Regions from separate parts of the Homo sapiens genome. Here region 1 is linked to region 2. A link is a contact called in ENCODE Hi-C or POLR2A ChIA-PET data. All regions are on one chromosome and are shown on one strand. The core of a region is the stretch at or near the end of the contact, and the rest is flanking DNA. Distances in the headings are between cores, read along the strand shown.

Evidence for each region. A loop is a pair of places that touch in the nucleus more often than their neighbours do. ChIA-PET counts read pairs that join two places held with the same protein, here RNA polymerase II (POLR2A). Pooled maps may share reads with other maps.
Region 1: a pooled map shows a loop between it and region 2 (9-fold over the local background). The contact joins two enhancer-like sites. A Hi-C loop is called at or near these places in 1 of 168 maps with a recorded cell type or tissue (chondrocyte) and 9 of 50 pooled maps. POLR2A ChIA-PET finds 5 or more read pairs at or near these places in 2 of 52 experiments (activated CD4-positive, alpha-beta T cell and activated naive CD4-positive, alpha-beta T cell).

The regions. Positions count from the first base shown.
Region 1 is chr4:142,813,039-142,818,452 of GRCh38, forward strand. The region is part of intron 1 of INPP4B (inositol polyphosphate-4-phosphatase type II B); the gene reads right to left. All of the region lies in intron 3 of USP38-DT (USP38 divergent transcript), which reads right to left. Among named protein-coding and RNA genes, the nearest start is that of INPP4B, 31 kb to the right of the region's middle. Within about 2 kb of position 3,018, at least 7 of the 41 ENCODE cell types and tissues checked have a DNase peak (open chromatin) inside an H3K27ac peak, as active enhancers do.
Region 2 is chr4:142,412,685-142,418,206 of GRCh38, forward strand. The region is part of intron 5 of INPP4B (inositol polyphosphate-4-phosphatase type II B); the gene reads right to left. Among named protein-coding and RNA genes, the nearest start is that of INPP4B, 430 kb to the right of the region's middle. Within about 2 kb of position 4,072, at least 5 of the 41 ENCODE cell types and tissues checked have a DNase peak (open chromatin) inside an H3K27ac peak, as active enhancers do.

The DNA.
Region 1 (5,414 bases), core at 1,768-4,267, 400 kb after region 2:
AACTCCTAAAAATGTTGAACACGAAATTTAAAACCAGTCTCGCTATAGAAGGAATTTCTTCCACTCCATTCTAGTGCTACATGAACTCTTTCTAAACCCAGCAAAGAGACTCATACATGTACTGTTGATATCCCAAGCCAATAATGAGTTAAAATGACACTATCTTACAACCTTATAACCTTTTCATAAACATTATGTCATTTCAGAGTAGAAACTAATATCTTATTCTGGACATTCTTATAACAACCTGTTCTGTCATTCCTCCCCATTTATTTGATAAAAGATAAACAAAGAAATGCCAGTGGATCTCCTAGAAAACAAACCTCTCCAGACAAATCATCACATGGAGCCAAAAATCTCTGGATGAACAGAGCCCAGAGTTTACTTGTAGGAGTCAGTTGGGTTAATGCAGTAAATAAGTATAACACAATGTTTCTCTAATATCAATTTTTTCTTGTCTTTCGTTTGTCCTTGTGTTACTAAGAAATGGAATGATGTTCGGGGTTATTCAATGGAGCTTTGCTCTATACTTTGTCACTGGCAATAAAGCAATAAAGAAATAAACAATATCACATAAAATAAGTTGGCAAAGCTTTCTCATGGCACATATTATAGATCTGAGCTAATAAAAAGTTTCATCTAAAAAGATCACAGTGCAACCAACAAAATACATGAATACTAAATCAATGATTTATAATATATTGGGGCCTTATATCCTAGGAAACAACAAAGTAACTGATGTAACCTCTTATCTCTCCCTTCCTTTTATTATGCTTCACTTTGTGTCTTTGGGAAGTATTTATATTCTTAACCGAAATTTGAGTACTCAATAAAACAGTGTCAACTGCTTTAAAAGTCATGATACTAGTTTCTCTAATCAAACCCCAAAACACTCTATTCCAAATCACCAGACTGCTCCCAATTTGGTGTTACCCCCAAGAGGAAGAAAAAGTTATAGAAAAGAGCTCAACCTTTCCTTCAAATGTGGACTGACTGGAGAGTGCTTACAGCTGCAGGCTGAGGGGATTCTTACTTGGAAGTAGCTGAAAAATGGGACATACATTTCCCCTATCAGGGTGTTCCACCATTACTGTGCAAAAGACAGAAGGGGAAAAATGGTGAGAAAGCAGGTAACAGGGAAAAGGAGAATCATGCATCCTCTCTAGAGGAGATTGTATTTTAAGTACAATATCTTCAAGCAAAAACAAAATGTCAGTGGAAGGCTGCAGGCAATGGGGAGAATGTTTCTTCATCACCCACATCCCCAGCCTTTTCCCCAACATCCCAGAAGTTAAAGGAAAACTACTTAAAGCATGAAATAATTGGCAAACATGTTAGCATAAATTGAAAAATGTGTCTATTTTTTCTTGAGACAGTATAAATTAACAAAATGCTAAGATAAAAATGAAAACAAAGATAGAAAATAGATACCACTATCTAGTTCAGTTACCTACTACTAACTACCTTGGCCATGTAATCTCTCTGTTTTTCTCCAAAATCATTTTACAGAGTTATTGTTATTGTATGAAGAGGGAAAGAGATGTCATGGCCCATTTCATTCATTTTGGCTGACCTAAAAGCTACACATAGAACTCAGGAGCAACTGAAAGACTTCCCAATGGCCAAAGCTGGAAAAATTGGAGCAATAAAATTCATAAAGTAGTATGCAATTATAACCCAAAGCATAAAATAAATATCCATGAGTCCATAGTGATATAAATAAATGATGGATTAAATATAGAAGAGACAAAACTCCTGTGAAAAAGGATTTCAGATAATATGTGCAGACACTCTAATCTCAAGGGGATGGAGCATAAGTTCCCCCATTCCCATTCCTGAAGTGTAGGCTGTGCACAGTAACTCCCTTCCTTCGAGTCCAATGTGGAAAAGAGGAGGGAGAGAGTAACGATGGGGTGCTGCAGTGGAGACTCCTGATAAACACTACCTTATCAGGTGATCAAGGTTCACATCAACAGTATTAAGCCATGTGGCTAATATGTACTTTTCATATGATGTGAGGAGACTGACATTTTACTTCTCTGGTCTTCCTCCCAAGAATGCATAAATCCAGTGGAATCAGGAGGAAACACCAAATTACTCTAGAGGGGTGTCCTACAAGATGCCTGGACTGGTATTCCTCAAAATTTTGAGGTCATTACAAACAAGGAAAATCTGAGAAACTGTCACAGCCAAGAGAAGCCTCAGGAGGCATAACAACTAAAATATAACGTGATGTACTGGCATTAGATAAAAACTAAAGAAATCTGAATAAAGGATAAGCTGTAGTTAATAATGTATCAGCACTGGTTCATTAATTGTAACAAATGTACCATACTAATGTAAGATGTTATTAATAGGAGAAATCAGATGTGCAATGCATGGAAACTCTATTTCCTTAATGTTTTTGTAAATCCCATACTGTTCTAGGATAATGTTTACTTTAACTAAAGTTATACTAATATAACTCTATTGTGCCACTCAGAGGTTTCCGTCTAAAAAAACAATTACCTTCATGCTATTCATTCTTTTAAACGTAAGCTGTGATGAAAAAATCAAATCTGACACCTGAAACTATGTCTTTCTGCAGGGATCTAGTTGTCATTAGATTTTTACTCTTATGAAGACAAATTATATAAGTAAAGCTTAACAAAACATTAGCTTAATTCCATATATATTTTTATAAGTATTTGCCTCATTCTCTGTTTATTTTTCTTTATCCCAAATCAGGTGATTGGAAGAAAACACATTTCAAAAATTAAGGTGCCCTGCTTTAAAGGGTAGGTGAGAAACCTACTCCAGAAAACCTCATTTTTCTTCCATAGGTAGTTATTAATTTTATTTTCACTTTTGTAAATTGCTCACTTTGTACTCAAACAAGATGCTTTTTTTCCTTTCACTGTAGGCCTTGTCCACTTACTGTGTAAAGAAGCAAAAGAAAAATAAAGGTCTGTTTTCTATTGTGAAGTCGTAATGCAAAATGTGTGTCCCCACCAGTGTTTCTGTGGCAACAGACTGATGTCAGAGAAGTGAGCAGGCTGACTCACTCCAGGACAGAAAGAAATGCATGTCTTCTGCTTCTCTTCCTAGCAGGCCCTCTTGGGGAAATACCTCTGCCTTTGTACCCAAGATTGAGCCTTTAGGAATAGATATCTTATTGAAGGGATGTATTTCTATTCTTCATTTTTAGGGTTGTAAGATTTAGAGAAGAAGATATTTCTCAGAATAAATTAAGTCAGGGTAAACTCAAAGTTGCTAATTTCCATTTCGTAAGAAATTATTTCATCAATAACATTATGATGATACCCTTTTAAATTATGTTTTTATAATTTCAATGCCCTTTTGTTAAATATTCTACCATAGGAAAAGTTAAGAGTTAGTGTGAGAAGGAAAAAGGATCTTCCCTTTAAAGATCGTTGAAGTTAAGAGTTAGTAACGATCTTAAAGGATCTTCTCTTCTCCCATTAAATCTTAACTTCCAGTCATTTCTCTAGGGCAACAGGCTTAAATTATTTCTCATCTTAAAAAAAACAAATAATAACAATATCCCATGGTGCCTAACTTCTTTAGAAAGTTGTGCATAAATATATAAAAATATACCTATACCTACATATGCGTATGCATACAGAAATATATATACATATATATATACATACACACACACATATTCAGCCATTACTCTTCCCTCATGGAAATGTTCTTAGGTACCCGTTATTTTTTCTTAATAGTATATTTGGATGTTCAAAGTAAAACTGTCATTTAACAACTATTAAGTACCTACTGAGTTCCAAATACCACTCTAGATATTGGGAAACAAATAAGGTATAATACACGCTTTCAAATACATTTAGAGTTTTGTGGGGAAGTGTTCTGGGTTGAATAGTGCCCCCAAAACTTTATGTCTACCTGGACCTCACAATGTGACCTTAATTGGAAATAGGGTCTTTGCAGATTCATTGAGTAAAGTTAATATGAGTTAGTATAATAAGAATTGATATAAGAATGGTTTCAGTTTAAATAAAACTCTTTAAAATACTGATACATACCAGTCCTTCTCTGTCAACATGGTTGTCCTAGATAAAAAATTATAAAGGACATAACAATGAAGATGGGGATCAGGGAGGAAATGGCATTTCATTAGTTCCTCAGTGGTTGATAAGCCTGTTCTTATACCTTGTATTGCACTCATTCATTTAACAAAGTGGTTGATCATTCTGACTACAGTATAAGAGTTTTTAGTGAGGTTTCCAGCCATCCCTAAAACTTTAAAACATAATACTAAAGATGTGTGAAATAAAATTATCAGTCACATATCTGATGAGTTTCCATCAGACAAGTGAGCAGGCCACTCAAAGCCTCTTCAGCCCCCTTGCTTTCTCCTCGATTATCCAAGCTTTACAAAGTCAAACTGCATATGGAGTGCTTTAATCTTTGAACGTACGGCTGCATCAGACCTTTCCCAGCTCTTCTCACACTTTTAATGGATCCAATTCACCTCCTTTCCAAGGAGCATGTCTAGGTAAGTGACAGGGTGACGATAATGCCTTGGCCACACAGGCCTCAGAAAAGAATGGTGACTAACGATTAAATGCTTAGCATGCCAGCCCACATAAACCACAAACCATGAAGCCAGGGATTAAGACTCACTGGCAGCACATCGCCCAGGAAGTCAGCTTTCAACTAGAACTAAATCAGTTTTAAATAACAACATTTCTTGGGTCTCTTCCATCATCATATTGTGCAACTTTATACTTCGGGTTTATTTGGACTAAAAATATAAAAACATCTAAACCTACTTTATAACTGCTATATATTGACGTTAAAAGGAAACCAAAATAACAATAAAAGACACCAGGAAATTGGGACTTCTTAGATAAACTTAGCTGTGTGGTATTTTGCTTCCCTTTCACTAGAATTAGAAAAATAAATGGCCCACTTTCTAGAAGTGGAGAGTGAAAGGGAGGGAAAGAGAAAAATTGAGAGGAAGAAAACATTTAAGTAACAAGAAAGCAACAGGATAGGAAAAATATCAAGTCTTCAGAATAGTAAGGAAATGGAACTCTAATAATGTTAAAGAATGCAAAGATGATAAGAAACCAGCTACTCTTGGCATCGTATGAAAAAGTGTGAGAGAAGAACCTGAACTATGTGCAGCTTGCATGTAGTCACTGAGTCCCCCCTACTCCCCTGCCCTGGCCAGTTTTTCATTTCCTCTCTGATATCATTTAAACTTCAAAGACCATCCATCACTCCTTCATTGAGAAATGCCTGCTTTCCCAGAAACAACACCAGGGCAGCTTTTTATGCCATTACTGGCATTTTATCAAAGTAAAATTTCCATGGGTTTTTCTCTCAGAGGCTATTCCAGGGCTTGTTTTTTCTACAAAAAAGGAAGGCAATTTAAACGTGTGTGTGTG
Region 2 (5,522 bases), core at 2,822-5,321:
TTCTCTGTAAAATCTTTGAGTCTTTAATTCATTGAGAGTAGCTCTCATCTTGTCCTTCCTCTCATTTTAGCTTATTTTCAATCGGGCAAGCCTGCTTTTTATAATTTTCCTTTGACATTATTCTTTTTTCTTCTCTTCTCTGCCATCTCATATTTCCTCTCCAACATATGTGTTACTCTCATCACTCTGAAAGACGAGGTTATCAAAGTCACCACTCATATATTTTATAAGACTTGGGACTCTAGGAGTCAAGCACACACTGCTCTTAACAAACCACAGCTTCTCCCCTCAGTTCACTGGTTTTAAAGTCTTTATAGAAACAAAACAAAAATGTGTTATGTTCTCCTTAACTTTTGTGTGGGAGATTTTAATTGGCACGCACTTCCTAAAGGACCATGCATCGCTGCCAACATAAGAGATATTTGTTGGAAAAATAGGAACAAATGTATAAAAGTTGGCATTAAAAAATTAGAAAATGTGTGGGTTTTTTTAGTTTGTTTTCTTCTGTCTTTTAAGGCACTAAGTTCTAAAAATTAATGTCCCAAATTCAAAGCCAGGGTCTTTCTCTCCAAGAAAGACAATACGCATATAAGGGAAAATAATAGTACTAATTTTAGGTTTCTAAAAGGTCAGCGGATAAAAGCAATTCAATGTTTAAGACTGAAAGAAAAGAAATCAACCTAAGGAATCAGCTCATACATACACATAAACTAAATGAGTGAATAAACACACAGACAAATAAATAAAGCCATCCTAATGCAAGAATCTCTTAGGCATATTGAAATAATGCTAGATACTAGTATTCCTATCTTGCAATCATAAAATGCTAATATTTTCCATATTTTAGGGTTTTTATTATTAAAGATAATACATAAAACATGCAAAGAAGGTGAGGTGTGGCAGGAAGCATAATTTGCTAAATGCTTAATATGTACCAGGAAGTATTGGCCTTAGACCCTTTCCTTGTGTTAGCTCACATCTAGAACAACATGCCTATTGCTGTCTCATAGTTCCATTAGTTCCACATTCATATTTTTAACTAACCAGCCAGTCAATATTTGTGGTTACAGTGTCTGGCTGAAGGATAAATACTATCTTTTTATTTAACCAATAGCTTAGTATTCAGCAATCTGAGTTAATTTGTTTTCAATAATGTCATTCTGCTTGTCTGGTTGTCTGCATATTCAATGGTGATTTAGCTTTGCAACAAGAATTTTAAGACTCTCAACCCTCTGATAATAGAATCCAAATAAAACTTGAGGAAAGGATGAATCTAATACCATGGGGAGAAAACAGATGACGGAGTTATTGAGGAATATAGGTAATAATTTGCAAGAGGGAATTTAAGAGATTTTATTGTAGAAATATTGCTTTAGAATTCTTGCCACATTGAGATTTGAGCATCATTGCTCCTAAATTTCTTTACAACTGATTCACTTGTAAATTAAACTGATTTCCTTGAAGTAAAATATTAGCTTCAGATTGTTGGGAAATAAGCCCTGAAATAAAGTTTGTTATTTTTTTTACCATCCTATAACACAACAATATTAAAACATGTCACCATTATTTTATGTGTCTGTGTGTGTGTTAAATAGAAATGTGCTGGGCTTTTAAATAAAAAAAAAATGGATGAGAAGATAAAATTCACTTCTTTAGCTGGGAATATTATTGATACTAAAATAAACTTCACACCCAGTACCAATTCTCAATTTAAGTGTCACTGAAGAATCAAGAGGGAAAGAAAAACAACACAACCTCTGCCTGGAACAATGGTGCTCTTGGGAAATGCTCTTGGATTGTCTGTGCTGGGAAAAATGAAGATACCAGCTGTACAGCAGACAGCTTATTTGCATATGAAAAGAAAAAATTTGGTTCAAATAATTGTTGTCAGTACCAGAAGACTCCCATTCTCAAGCTTATGCCCTGCTCCCTTAGCTTCTCAGGTCAGTCCTCAGAAAATCCTATTTTGTCTTGCTTTCATGAATATTACCTAGGTGGCTGAGACTCCATCCTCAAGCAATTGAAATAAAAACAAGTCTGTGCCCGCATCTTTTCTGGTTGTGATATCCCACACTTCATGCCATAAATTCTAAGCTGGCCTAGCACCGCCTATCGTTGCATTCAGACTTGGCTCTTTTTGTGCATGCTCCAAATCCAAGTTCCACTTTGGAAACAACAAGTGTTTGCAGCTTTCTGCTGCTCTTTTCAGTGGGAACATATGTGCTGCTTAAGAAAGGATGAAAATGTTATTCCAAGAAGGAAAGCAGGTCCCCCTGAATACTAAAAGCAATATTGTGAGTCGGTTCATGGAAATCTGTAGTGTTAGGATTAGGCTGAAGAAGTAAGCGGAAAAAGAAATGCAAGGAACCACCTTAATTAAGCCTTTTACCACCCTTTCTCCAGGAGCTGAGGTGGCACCATTTTTTTGAACAACTACCACTGATATGGGAGCCAATAGGATTTCTGTCCAGTACAAGCATATGGCCCATGAGTGGATTCAGCAGTGCACATAGGTTATTGGGGAGGGGCTGCTTCCCTGACCTACCTCTGAACCAAAAGATGAGGCCAGTGTAGCTGGTGGAGAAAGGTTACAGGAAGGGTGGCAGGAAAGTCAGGGCTTCAGTTACCAAAGGTGGATGGCTAAGGGGAGTGGACTCAAGATGGCTGGACTCCGAGTGAATGCACAAAATGGTGTCAGGCAGAAAAGACACATGAAAAAATGCTCATCAACACTGGCCATCAGAGAAATGCAAATCAAAACCACAATGATACCATCTCACACCAGTTAGAATGGCGATCATTAAAAAGTCAGGAAACAACAGGTGCTGGAGAGGATGTGGAGAAATAGGAACACTTTTACACTGTTGGTGGGACTGTAAACTAGTTCAACCATTGTGGAAGTCAGTGTGGCGATTCCTCAGGGATCTAGAACTAGAAATACCATTTGACCCAGCAATCCCATTACTGGATATATACCCAAAGGATTATAAATCATGCTGCTATAAAGACACGTGCACACGTATGTTTATTACGGCACTATTCACAATAGCAAAGACTTGGAACCAACCCAAATGTCCAACAATGATAGACTGGATTAAGAAAATGTGGCACATATACACCATGAAATACTATGCAGCCATAAAAAATGATGAGTTCATGTCCTTTGTAGGGACATGGATGAAGCTGGAAACCATCATTCTCAGCAAACTATCACAAGGACAAAAAACCGAACACCGCATGTTCTCACTCATAGGTGGGAATTGAACAATGAGAACACATGGACACAGGAAGGGGAACATCACACTCTGGGGACTGTTGTGGGGTGGGGTGAGGGGGGAGGGATAGCATTAGGAGATATACCTAATGCTAAATGATGAGTTAATGGGTGCAGCACACGAGCATGGCACATGTATACATATGTAACTAACCTGCACGTTGTGCACATGTACCCTAAAACTTAAAGTATAATAAAAAAAATAGTGTCAGGCAGGTATTTAGGAGTTTGAGGGAGAATAAAGAAAATAGGGGCCTGGAATGTTGTCTTGAGGAGTTGACAGTCTTCTGAGGGAATTTGTTTGGGCAGGAGGTAGCAAGCCGACAGGGAGGCAGCTGTTCAATCCAGATGACTTCCCATACAACACACTGACTCATGGTCTGGGTTTTACCAAATCCTGAGCATGCTTTCCCAAACCAAAATATTCAGGAGAATTGCATTGTGCAGATGGTGGTTGGTTAAGGGCTTGAATTTTAGGAAATGATGTCTAAATTAAGGTTAAAAATTATTTAAGTAATTTTTTTTCCTGAAAATTTGTTTGGGCTTAATGGCTATGTGCTATTGCTCAAATGCCAAATATTTTACCAGTAGAATTAAATTATTAAATTGAAGACACATAAAAAGACAGATTAGGAAGTAAGAGGAATAGGGAAGAATGAGAAAAATAGATGGTTCTAGGGGCATAATGAGCTTCTCATTTTGTTGTCTCCATCTAGATCATCCTTTGGGCAAGAACCAGTTTTGAAGTGCTTAAAGAAGATAACTCCAGTTTCGCTTCAGTCATCAATCATGTGTGATTCTGTGTAGGCAAAAGACAATCTCAATATTCATTTGACTAACTAGGGCTTTGAGGGTGTCGATTCTTCTGTCATAAGATAGTTGACTCACAGGAAATAAAACAAGCTTCATACAGATAAGCTAAAGCTAGAAATGACTAGTGATCCAGGATATAAGAGAAGGAGGAGTTTATAAGTGAGAAAGTAAATCTGGGCTGGCTGGAAAGCAGAGGGTCTAATTACTTGGAGCAAAATCCACCAATTCAACAGTTTGTGAAAGCAACCGAGATCAGACAACTTCGTGGGAAAGAGTAGTTCTAAGAGGATCAGTGTTTGAAGGAAAAAAGAGCATACTTCTCAGAATATTTGGGATCTCCAGGGAGAGCAGTTCAAATGAAAGCTCAGCAGAGTGGCTGCTAGCTCAAAGTAGAAAGCTTCAGAGCCCTAGGCATACAGGAAGTTTCAGAACAGAAGAGTAGTTTACACTACTCAAATTAAATTAAAAAGAACCTCTTCCGGGATGCACTGTAGCCTAGGCAAGATGAGAATATGATGCACCTTCCCTTCTGTTTAAGGTCTTCTTGGCAGTTCTTACTTGCTCTGCCTTCCAAATTGCCAAAAGTTGAGGGCCATAGATTCAGTCCTGACTGTGTGATTTTGGGTTTGTTACGGAGTCTTAGTATCTTCATCTGGGAATGGGGATGATAATTATGTTTATTCTCACTTAGTGCTTGTGTGGATCCAATTAAATAAAATGTGTGAAAAAATGTATTAAATTCCTAACAATGTATTAGTAATATACTTCTCAATTTCATCTATATTAGCTCAAACAACTTGCAAAATAGGAATTATTATCTGCAATTCACAGATAAGGAATCAGAGTTTCAGGGACAGAAAGGGATTAACCCAAGATAATAATTAGAATAATACCATTGGAGAATCACTTATACATCTAGCACTATTCTTAGTGCTTTAGGAATGCTGTCTGATTGAGTTTGCAAAACGACCCAGGAATGATGAATTTTTCAGGATTTTTGAGGCGGTATCAGGATCCAAAGGCTCTCTCAGGCTGGCAGTCCAAATACCAGCCTGGCCCTGACTTCCCTCACGGGCACATGTTGTAAGCTAAAATTTAAGCTCAAATCTCCTTATGTCAGTCTATTTCTATTATTTCAGTTGTCTGTTCTTGTTGTTATTTGTATATGTCTGTTCTTAAAAACATTTCTGCAAGAAGATTGGTTGCTTCTTTGATGCTGTCATAACATAGGAATCTTCAGGTTACATTGCAATAATTTTGGCTCCCCAATTCTACACAGGTATGCAGTCAACAGATACGCAGTCTAATTATAGAACTCAACTTGTTCACCTCCAGCCTATAAGCTGATTCTTCTTGTCAATTTTCTCTAAAAGAACCCCAAGGCCAAAAGACTCTATTTCTCTAAAATATAATATATTCATTTGCAAACAATGAA